Linked DNA regions of Homo sapiens: region 1 is linked to region 2. A link is a loop called in an ENCODE intact Hi-C map of the cell type or tissue named here. Cell type or tissue: PC-3. All regions are shown on one strand. Each heading gives the region's core, and the rest is flanking DNA. Links, peaks and the distances in the headings are about the cores only. Region 1 has its middle 35 kb from the start of CDH19. Region 2 overlaps CDH19 (cadherin 19).

Region 1 (5,400 bases), core at 257-5,256, 52 kb after region 2:
AAGAGATATATTACATGGCAGCAGACAAGGGAGAGTGAGAACCAAGTGATAGGGGAAACCTCTTATAAAGCTATCAGATCTCATGAAACTTATTTACTACTATGAGAACAGTATGGAGGAAACAGCCACCTTGATTCAATTAAATCCCACTCTGTCCCTCCCATAACGTGGGAATTATGGGAGCTACAATTCAAGATGAGATTTGGGTGGGGACACACCCAAACCATATCAAAAGCAATGTCCTAAAATCTTAAAGAATAAAACTGAGTGGAAGAGGGACAGAAAATGCTGATTTTTCCTAATTACCCATGAAAGGAATATATCTAATGTCCCGGTAAATTCAAAATCCTGATTAAAGAAAGATATAGCCTTCAGTTTCACAATTTCTTGTAATCGACATTAAGAAAGCAAATCATACACCTCAGTATCACTGACCAAAACATAATACTGTGTTGTCAATTTTGATGAATATATATTCTGTATTGGAGGCTATTGGAGAGTAGAAAAACCTGTATCACTATAAGGGCTTTTGTGAGCAAGTTGACTTTCCAAATTTAGTAATAAAGAGACTAAAATGAACTATCATTTCACCTTTCACCTATTATGACTATTCTATCAATTTATTTTCAAGAATATTGCAAGATGCTGGAAAAAGCATCACTGTTATTGTTTCTTGGAATGTATTCTTACTAAACTGCAAGACTTCTGGAATTTTTAGTTTTACATGTCACAAAACTTTGGGGGAAAATCAAGGAAATAATTCTGCCCTTCTGCTTCTGTATACTTTATGAACATTCTACCACAATACTATCAAAGAATGAGAGTGATTTCGTGATTGAGAAGGAAATAAAATACATCATGACAAGTACACACACAAAAAATATATTCTAAGTACATTTTGAATTGAAATGTAACAAGAAGGGATCGCATGCTAATGTAAGACTTTTCAGTGTGGCAATAGCAAATATTAATATTTATAATGCTTTTCTCTGCCCAAAGCATGCTTCCTCTGTAGTGAATTGTTCATTTACAAATTTCTATGTTTAACCTTATGTTTATTTTTGTGATCGACTGGGGATATATGGAAGAACTGGATGTTTATCTTACCTCAAGTTATATCTTTAACTTCTTGCATTATTCAGGATTAACACAATTTGGCAATATTAACTTAGAAAAAAATGAAGACAAAAAATGAATTAAATGTTCTTTTGTAAAACACAAAGGAAACTGTTGCAGATATGAAAACACTTCAATACTTCGTTTTCTTAGCAGAGGTGGATTCTGTCTGTTCGAATGACTAGCCACACTGATTCTCACCCACTGCAATACTAAGAAAAACTTCGATCTAAGGCACCAGATTATCTTTAGGATGCTGCAAAGAATCAAACTAATTCCTCTCATTAATTCTGACCTGCTTACAAGTTTTACAAAATTTACAGTTTACTAGAATATGGCTGAGACACTCAGGGAATAGGAGTAAATTTCATTTTCACTACTGTATTTGAGACACTCAGGGGAAACAATAGTGAAAATGAATTTCAGTAGTCAGTTGGTCAACTAAATAATTTAATGCCGAAAACAAAATAAACAAATTGCAGGTTCTATTTTGTACAGGCAGCATGTGTTTTTTCTTATTTTCATCATATTAAATCCATGGATTTTATTCCCACTGTAGGGAGAAAGTACATGTATGAGTCAAAACCACATGTTTTGCACCAGTATTACGTAAACATTTATGTATAAGTACTGGTTTCCATATTGGTAGCCATATCCTCCATGCTGACTGGCTTATCAATGAATTTCTTATTAATAAAAACTGTTTGTTTTCTGAAAATTGTAAGCAGTTTCTAACTACACACATTACTCTTAGCTGCAACTCCATGTAAACACATTATATTTCCATTTCCTCTTGCTTCTCCATGAGCATGTGCCCTGTGCAGTCCCAAAGGGGCCTGTTCTTAGAAGGACCCCACACTTAATATAATACTTTGCTGTAGGCATCCTTAAATTTTTAATAATCTTTGAATTTTCATTTTCCACTGGGTTGCACAAATTATGTAGCTCGTCCTCAGGGTATAAGATTATTTTTACAAACCACAATTCTGATACTTTCACTATGTGTCCAAATCTGTCAAATAAAGTCCTAAATGACATCTTTTCTGTTTCCTTATCTGATTCTCATCTTGAAGAGCAATTTCCCTATCCCAATTTGCCAGCACTGACTCTGCACTGAATTTTTGCACATAAATTTCTATGTGGCATTGGAATATCTATCAGTAATTGTACACAATAGGAGGCTATGCTAAATGTAAGAGGTTTTATTTCTTGCTCATCCCACAGCTCCCCTAAGCAGCTGTCCTCCAAGCTTTGTCCTGAAAATCCAGGATGCTTCCCTCTTGCATCTTCACCTTCTGGAAAACTTAAGGGACTTGTTTTTGACATAAAAGAAGGAGAAAGTAGATAGCAATGCAGAGTATTCTTTAACATCCAACCCTGGAAGTGGCTTGTATCATTTCACTTACAAGTATTAGTCTATGTTTGGTCATTTGACCCCAAAATAATTGAGGTAGAGGCTGAAAAATGTAGTCTCCCTGTATGCCTAGGAAGTGGAAATCATGTAGTTAATTCATAGCAATGCCGCTGCCAAACCTGGAGAGAGAATCTAATTCATTTTTTCTCTTCTGCAGTACCTCGGCCATATCTTTGGATTGTAGGACTTAAGCCAATATTTGTTGAATGTGTGATTCAGTGTACCTAGCATGCTAACTTCCCTGAAGGTTCTTGAAAATTTCATTATTTCTGTTTACTTAGCCAAAATCATAGTCTCCAATATAGCAATAGGGCTTCAAAACAATCATTTTTTTATTACTTCCACCTTAAAAAGTTTTATGAAGGAAATAGAAAAAAAAGTGTTGAAAGAAAACAGAGGAGACACTGTAATGGAATTATCTTTTTTATTTTCTGAGAAATTATGGAATCTATATGAGAATATTCAAGTCATTTTTCAAATATAAGAAAATAAGTCAGAATGGTAGATAAAACTAGGTTGAACAGTTAGCTTATGACTCATAAGCATAAGTTATAGAGGAAGTAAAATAGGATGAAGTAGTAACTTATGAGACCTAACGTGTTAGAAAAAGGAAGTAGACTATGAGCATGTTCTGAACATAGATATGAAGACATGAAAAAATCCATAAAACCCTAGTATGATAATATGCTAAACACACCGGAGGTACCAGAGGCTGCGATATTCATGATGTACTTAGTTTATATGAGGTACATAAGGCACTTCAAATACTCAGTGTTTTTAAATCATCCATCCATTGGTGGCACTTATATTTTGATAGACAAAAGAATTAAATTAAACAGATTTAAAACAAAACATTTTAACTTAATAGACTAAAATTCATTTGGGATGAAAGTTTAAATTTTGGCAGGGAATATTCTTTTTTATGACGGAATGCCAGCAAAAACAAGTATATAGTAAGGATTGAGATAGAAAATTTCTAAACACAAATATTATAACTGACACAGGCAGGGGTGATTAATTGACGATAAAATGTTCAGAGGAAGAACATTAGAATATTGCAGCACTATTCACAATAGCAAAGACTTGGAACCAACCCAAATGTCCATCAGTGATGGACTGGATAAGGAAAATGTGGCACATATACACAATGGAATACTATACAGCCATAAAAAAGACAAGTTCATGTCCTTTGCAGGGATATGAAGCTGGAAACCATCATTCTTCGCAAGCTATCACAAGAACAGAGAACCAAACACTGCATGTTCTCACTCATAAGTGGGAGCTGAACAAGGATAACACATGGACACAGGGAGGGGGACATCACACACTGGGGCCTGTTGGCGGGTGGCGGGCTAGGGGAGGGATAGCATTAGGAGAAATACCTAATGTAGGTGACGGGTTGATGCGTGCAGCAAACCACCATGGCACGTGTATTCCTGTGTAACAAAACTGAACGTTCTGCACATGTACCCCAGAACTTGAAGCATAATAAAAATAAAATAAAAGATATAAAATTTTAAAAAGAATACAGAATATTTGTAATTTTGCTTGACGTACCTTCTATTCAAAAAAAACAAGTGCAAGTCAAGCTAACTGGCTTATCTTGGAGACAGGTTTCTGTATCACTGCATCTCCCTTATATAGCAAGTGTGTATATTAATCCCAAGCACCTTCATCCTTTCAATTCCCTTGCTCAGTCCTCACCGCCAGTCCTCATAAGCACAATACCCACAAGGGAAGCTCACGTGGCAGAGACAGGAAAGGAACAGGGCGTGGGAACTGTAGAAAACATGACTCAGCTCATGTGCTCCTTCCACCCCACTGGCAGCCTCCCCTGACCAGCCCCATTTCTTTCTCTTTGCTTCAGTCTGTGCAGTTTAAATACAGTCAATAAAACTTGGAACTTTGCAATCTTAATTTTGTCTGTAAGGGTTTCCATTCACCGAGGCTACCATAAAAAATACCACAGATGGGATGGCTTAAGCAACAGAAAGTTATTTTCTCATTCTTCTGGAAGCCAGAAGTTCAAGATCAAGTTGTCTTCAGGTTTGGTTTCTCCTGAGGCCTCTCTCCTTGGTTGGCAGAGGGCCACCCTCTCACTATGTCTTCATATGATATGAAGTGACCTTTTCTCTGTGTGTGTAAAGCCCTGGTATCTTTCATGTATCCTAATTTCCCTTCTTATAAGGACACCAGGCATTTGGATCATGACACATTCATGGCCTCATTTGGGTTAATTTCCTCCTTAGAGACTCTGTCTCTAAATACAGGCACATACTTGGGTAATGAGGGTTAGGGCTGCAATATATATTTTCGGGAGGGACACTATTCAATCTCTGACTGTTACTCTTTTTGACCTGGATCAGCTTAAGCAGTAATGTACTTGCAGGCTTTGACTGAGTCATGGTAAGGTTCCACATATGACTATAGTTAGTACTATATGCAACCAGTATTTAGGAAGTCGACGTGTATCCCAGCTTTTTGTAAGTTGTACTTTTTCAAAAGTTTCTTAAAATACTTGCTCTATTCTATGCAGTTTTGGATACTCTTATTCTTTGAATGATAGTCACGAAATTACATATTGGGATGGAACTTAATCTCCTATTACAGTTAAAAGATTTTACTCCCTGAATTTTAAATGATAAGCCTATAGCAAGCCAGATTTATTTACAGTGATAAAGCAAATAAATGTCTTTGACTACAAATATGAAACTTTCCTATTTTATTTGTTTGTTAAAAATATTTGGAACTGGCAAGGCGTGGTGGCTTATGCCTATAATCCCAGCTCTTTGCGAGGCCAAGGCAGGTGGATCACTTGAGGTCAGGAGTTTGAGACCAGCTGGCCAAAATGATGAAACCTTGACTCTACT
Region 2 (5,400 bases), core at 57-5,056:
AATGTTCTTATGACAAGATATACTACAGAAAAATAAAACACTGTTTTACTTCTAATATCTAAACAGGTATTCTACTATTCCTTTGATTATTTCAGAAGATAAACTCACATAAACCTGTCTTTATTTTTAGTTTTCATGTACAATTAAAAAGCACTGTAAACACTCTCAATAGCCAAAATCCATTCACTGGGAGGAGGTACATAAAATTGGTCTCACAGTTGAACAAACGACCAACCGTTGAATACAAACATTAAAAAATTTATGTCAACATGTTGTTACTCAGCAGCCACATAATTTGGTGCCATAATTGTCAAGTGAAATAAAGAAACGGAACACATACAATATAATTTCTTTAATTGAAGGAAAAAAGTTGTAGACAAATGCAGGGAAGAAGTCCTGGATATATATAATATAAATTGATTTTATATAAATAAATGTTATTTTGCACCATAGTAAAGACCAAGAGAGTCACTCTCTACTGACTTTCGGGTTATTTTCCCAAATAGTTTGAGATGGAATGTTCTAAAGACAGTTTGCTGGAGATAAGAGTAGCACATGTGGAGCAAGGATGGCTGAATAACTAACTCAACACCAACACTTGCTAGTTCCATCACCTTGGACGAATAGCTCGACCTCTGGTTGTCTCAGTTGTCTCATGTGAAAATTGAGGATAATTATTATGCCTCTCAAGGTCTGTGTTCTTGATGAAATGAGTTGCTGCATCCAAAATACTGTCCGGCACGTATTAAGAGTTAAATGTTTTTAGTGAGCTACATGAAAATAGCTATTGACAGGTGAATAATAAGCATCTAGTGATTTCTGCATTTCTCAAGGTCGAAATATTCAGCTATTTTCATTTCTGCTAAAAATATACACACATAAAAAGCTTTGTAAATGACTATTGCAAAAATACTTTAGTATATATTTTCCCTGATGTATATGTTCCACATGTATTTTCAAATTATTTGAATGTCATTATTTTTTTTCTAAGCATGGTTAAGTGACTATGACAGATACATATTATCATGCTTGAAGCAATACATGATATTGCATGGACATATATAAGCTGAAAATGAGCCCAGTGTGACTCAGAACAATTATATTTTCAAAGAAGACTAATTACGACTTAAGGGATGAAAAATATTATAATCTATGCACTTATGCAGTTTGAAACTGAATCTAATTAGAAATTGTCTTTTCTATGACCTCTTCTTGGTTACATAAAGCTAATTATTCCATCTGTGAAAACTTGTAAAAATATAATGTATTCCGGAAAGCTCATGGAAAGCTGAAATATTGAGCTCAACTAAGCCCAGCTTCTCATAGAGAAAAACAGATGGCAATTAATATAATGTCTCCATTTTTAGAAAAATATTGAGTAGGCGTGGCCAAAATGATATATCATAGACTTAGAATTTGTGGTGATCAGAGAGTTCCAAACCTTTCCCAAAACAAAGAAAAACAGAAAAACTTAAAGGTTTTGAAAATGCTACTAAAAAATAAGAATAAGAGTTTCTCTTCATCAATTTAAAAAACACATCTTACCTCTCCTCTTGGGAAGTGAACACATGAAGCAAGCAAATACTATAAAGCCTTCGTGTGAAACAAATAGGAACACATGGCTCTGGGGGACTGGAGTGGTAATATTAAAATGGGGAAGTAGTTAGAGAATATTACCTATCTTTCTTCTAATTTGAGAGATTCTTTATAAAAAGGAAAAAAAAAAGAAGGAAGCCACAAAGTGTCTATAAACAGTCCCCTTTCATTCCAAAAGCACCTCTGTAGTACCATATAGAGGAGTTAACATGGAGAGTTAGTGGCAGATTTTACACTATGTGGTGAAGTCTATTTTAAAAAATGATACTAACATTGTCTCAATGCTCATTTCAAAAAGGTACTCTGTATTTTTGTGAATTTATTTAAATCTTGTCTGTGTAGTTAAACACAGAAGCAAGAAAATTAATATTAGAACAATGTTAAGAAAAAATAAATCCCCTTCTTGAATTGTTGTGGCTGGAATATCTTTTGGAATGCGTATTACCTATTGTCTTTATTCCCACTTCCATGCCTATCCTTTTATTTAATCTATTTTTATCTTATATTAACATTTTAATTTTATTAGTTAGTTACAATATGATTTTAGTCTTAAAAGAAATTATTTGGATCTTCTAATCAGTGCTTAGAAGCACCTGCATTACCAGGACATTGAAATAATTGTTCTGTTTCTCCATCAAACACCCTAGATCCATGACCTTCTATTGCCTTCTTGAAGGTGATATTTCATCCCAGCACTCTGACTAATCCTGCTCTTCAGCAAAGGACAATATAAGTAAGAGAATCAATAATAACATGGAGGCAGAATTGACAAAACTTAATGACCAACTGGATGTCAAAAGAAATTGCCTGTGTTAGGAGTGTCAAATGAGAGTTGGGAAACGCAGAGGTTAAGATACCTTCAAAAATCACAAGTGACAATGCTAACTGGTGCTGGTTACTCCAGACTCAGAAGGAACTGCGATTGCTATCATGATATTCTTCCTTCCACTCCATCACTCTAAGAAAAGCTTAGGTTCAGATTTTTAAGACCTCATAAACTGTCCCTAAATTCTGAATGACTAATCGGATGAAATGGCTATGACTGGTATATAAAACAAATAAAAAAAAGAAGAACTAAAATGTTTTGGTTACTGTGGTAGACATATAATTGTTTACCAATATGTCTCTTGCAATTGCACAAGGTTACATGACTGGTTTTACTAACAAGATATGAGTAAAAGTGATGTACACCATTTTCGAACTGAAACACTGAAAGGCCTATGAATAATTGTCTCGTCTTTATTGCTTCCTAGTTTGGCAATCAGTAGTTGAAGGATGGTGGAGCCTCTACCAAGCCTGCGTCACTGAGTGACTGTGAAACTTGGATACACTTCCCCCACTAACTTCCACCTGATGTTTGTGGTAGGAGGTTGCTGAGAAATGGAAGGTTAATTGGTTACTGTAATAGCCTAGCTCCCCGACTAACAAAATCAACTGTGTCTCTAATGCCATAATGGTACTCATCTGTTCTCTTAGTAATTTGTCTCATAATTCAATGGTACAGTAAATATTATATTCATTTCAAAAGAGAAGAAAGATCAAGGTGAGCTTGTACAACAACTCCTCAAAAAATGTCATTTTGTTGAATTTCATTTCAGTGTAATATTGATGAGAAAAAAGTTGATTCACTGCCAGAGCCACTATCTGTGTTGAGTCTGCACATTCCCCCCATGTCTGCATGGGATTATCTGGATCCTCCAGTCACTTCCCACTTCCCAAAGCTGTGCACATCACGCTGGTTGTTCATCTACAAGGCCCCAGTCTGAGTGAGTGTGACCATGTGAGGGTGATCCTGCAATGGGATGGCACCCTGTCTAGGGTTGGTTCCCACCAATCTCCCTGGGTTTCTGGGATAGGCTCCTGTCACCCATGGCCCTGAACTGGAATAACCAGGTTGGAAAATAAACGAATACAAATTATTGTAAAATGAAGATTTGTAAAGTACATGATCATCATACAAATGCAGGACAATAAACTATGCTGGGTAGGAAAGAGTTCAGCGAGCCAGCTGTTATTTGTTAATTCTTGTGTTTGAACTTCATAGTGGCCAGAGGTGATCCTGACAATCTTTGTTTTGCCAACATTCATTTCTTGATTTAACCCATCACCACAACTGCCAGTCACTCACTGATTCGCCCAAAATTGGGTAAATAATGATCTTACTCATTTTTACTAATCATATATATCTATATCTATATCTATATATATATAGATACAGCTCAGATTTATTTCAGTGTTTAATATTAGAAATGTTTTGGTCCTTATTTATAAGTTTAGTGAAGTTTTTGTTACCAGAAATATGTCATAGGGACTAAACTCTCCTTTATCTCAATTAGCCTCTGATAAAATTGGTTTTATTACACAGTGTTTCACTTAAAGTTACAGTTTGAAGACTGAAGTGGAATATATGCAGATACACCACTAAACTACTGATTAGGGAATCATACATCCCAGGCTTCTTTTGATGATTAATGAATTAACAGCTTTTTAGAAAGCAGAGAATAAACAAATAATGCTTCCTACTTCCAACAATAATAACAACACAAGAAAAAATTTAAAAAGTAAAAATAAAAATCTTTAAAGGTTGATGAATAAGGTAGACTGAAAATTTCATGAACCTTCAAATAAATCATGATGGTTTAACAAAACCACCAATTACCATACATGTAGAGTGGGAAATTCCATAGTCATAAAATTATGCAAAGACTATTTTTTCCTAAAACATTGTTCAGAATAATGATCAAACATTATGTTAGTTAACCATGTTTATCACGTAAATTATATTTGACAAATTGAATGAATATACATATTTGAATATATATACATATATATATATACACACATATATATATATATCTGTAAAGGCAACATGAAGGATTACATATTTTTCTTCGAACCAACAGTGTATTTCATTTTCCCAAGAATTTCTAACAGTATTTATTTCTTTGTTCTTATGCTTTCATTAAGAAGATATAGTTTCACTTTGCACTTGTTGAAACTCTTTTTAGCCACTGCTTAGTATAGTAAATAAACCATTGTATTCAATTTGACAGTTTTTGCTGATGTTGTGATAGTAGCTACATAATACCTAGACAAACATATCATCCAAATGTTCCTTTCTCCAATTATCAGTTGTCCTTTCAGCACATCTCTCTATAACTGTAATATCTATAAATTTACTCTACTATCAAAAATAATACTTAGTAAGCACCACTGCCAAATGGTATAGAAAGTACTATTTTGTTATGGAAAAGATATAATATAAACATGATTTTATAAAACACAATCCTTCGTGAATGGAAAAAGAAAACTAAAGTCATGCACTTTGTTAATTTGCCTTTCTTTATGTATATATATGTTTGTGTTGTGTAGAATCAGTACAAAATCTAAAAATTAATATAATTATATCACAGAACCACATAAATCTGATTCACATGAACTGAGTGAAATATAAAAATCATTTGATCCAGGCCTGCAAAAGCACTTTATTTGACAATAGCAGTAATTATGACTTTAACAAATGAACAAATATGACAAAACTATTATTATTTTGTTAGACCTCATTATATTTAGTTTAAAATTTTATTGTGAATGTGGAGAATACCTCAATCTTTAAATAAATATGTAGACAAATAAGGGTTAGTTTGATCCCTCAATTTCAGGGAAATTGTTTCTACAGAAACACAGAATCATTTCAAAAGCTTGACAAAACAGATAATCCCACTCCACAGCTACTGATTCATGAGCTGGGTATTTTTTTTAACAAGCCTCAAAGATGACTTTACGGTAAATATTTTCAGGAAA

Evidence for each region. A loop is a pair of places that touch in the nucleus more often than their neighbours do. Peaks named below come from ENCODE experiments on the same cell type or tissue, not always from the same donor. Only the 100,000 strongest peaks of a DNase experiment are listed, where the experiment ranks them.
Region 1: it touches region 2 in a loop (7-fold over the local background); 2 of 110 quality-filtered maps call a loop at or near these places.

What each region holds. Positions count from the first base shown.
Region 1 is chr18:66,636,321-66,641,720 of GRCh38, forward strand. No RefSeq gene overlaps it. Among named protein-coding and RNA genes, the nearest start is that of CDH19, 35 kb to the left of the region's middle. In PC-3, for the core only: no CTCF peak of the experiment used is centred there; no DNase peak of the experiment used is centred there; H3K27ac peaks cover 605 bases.
Region 2 is chr18:66,584,832-66,590,231 of GRCh38, forward strand. All of the region lies in intron 1 of CDH19 (cadherin 19), which reads right to left. Among named protein-coding and RNA genes, the nearest start is that of CDH19, 17 kb to the right of the region's middle. In PC-3, for the core only: no CTCF peak of the experiment used is centred there; a DNase peak (open chromatin) is centred at 2,770; H3K4me3 peaks cover 472 bases; H3K27ac peaks cover 1,723 bases.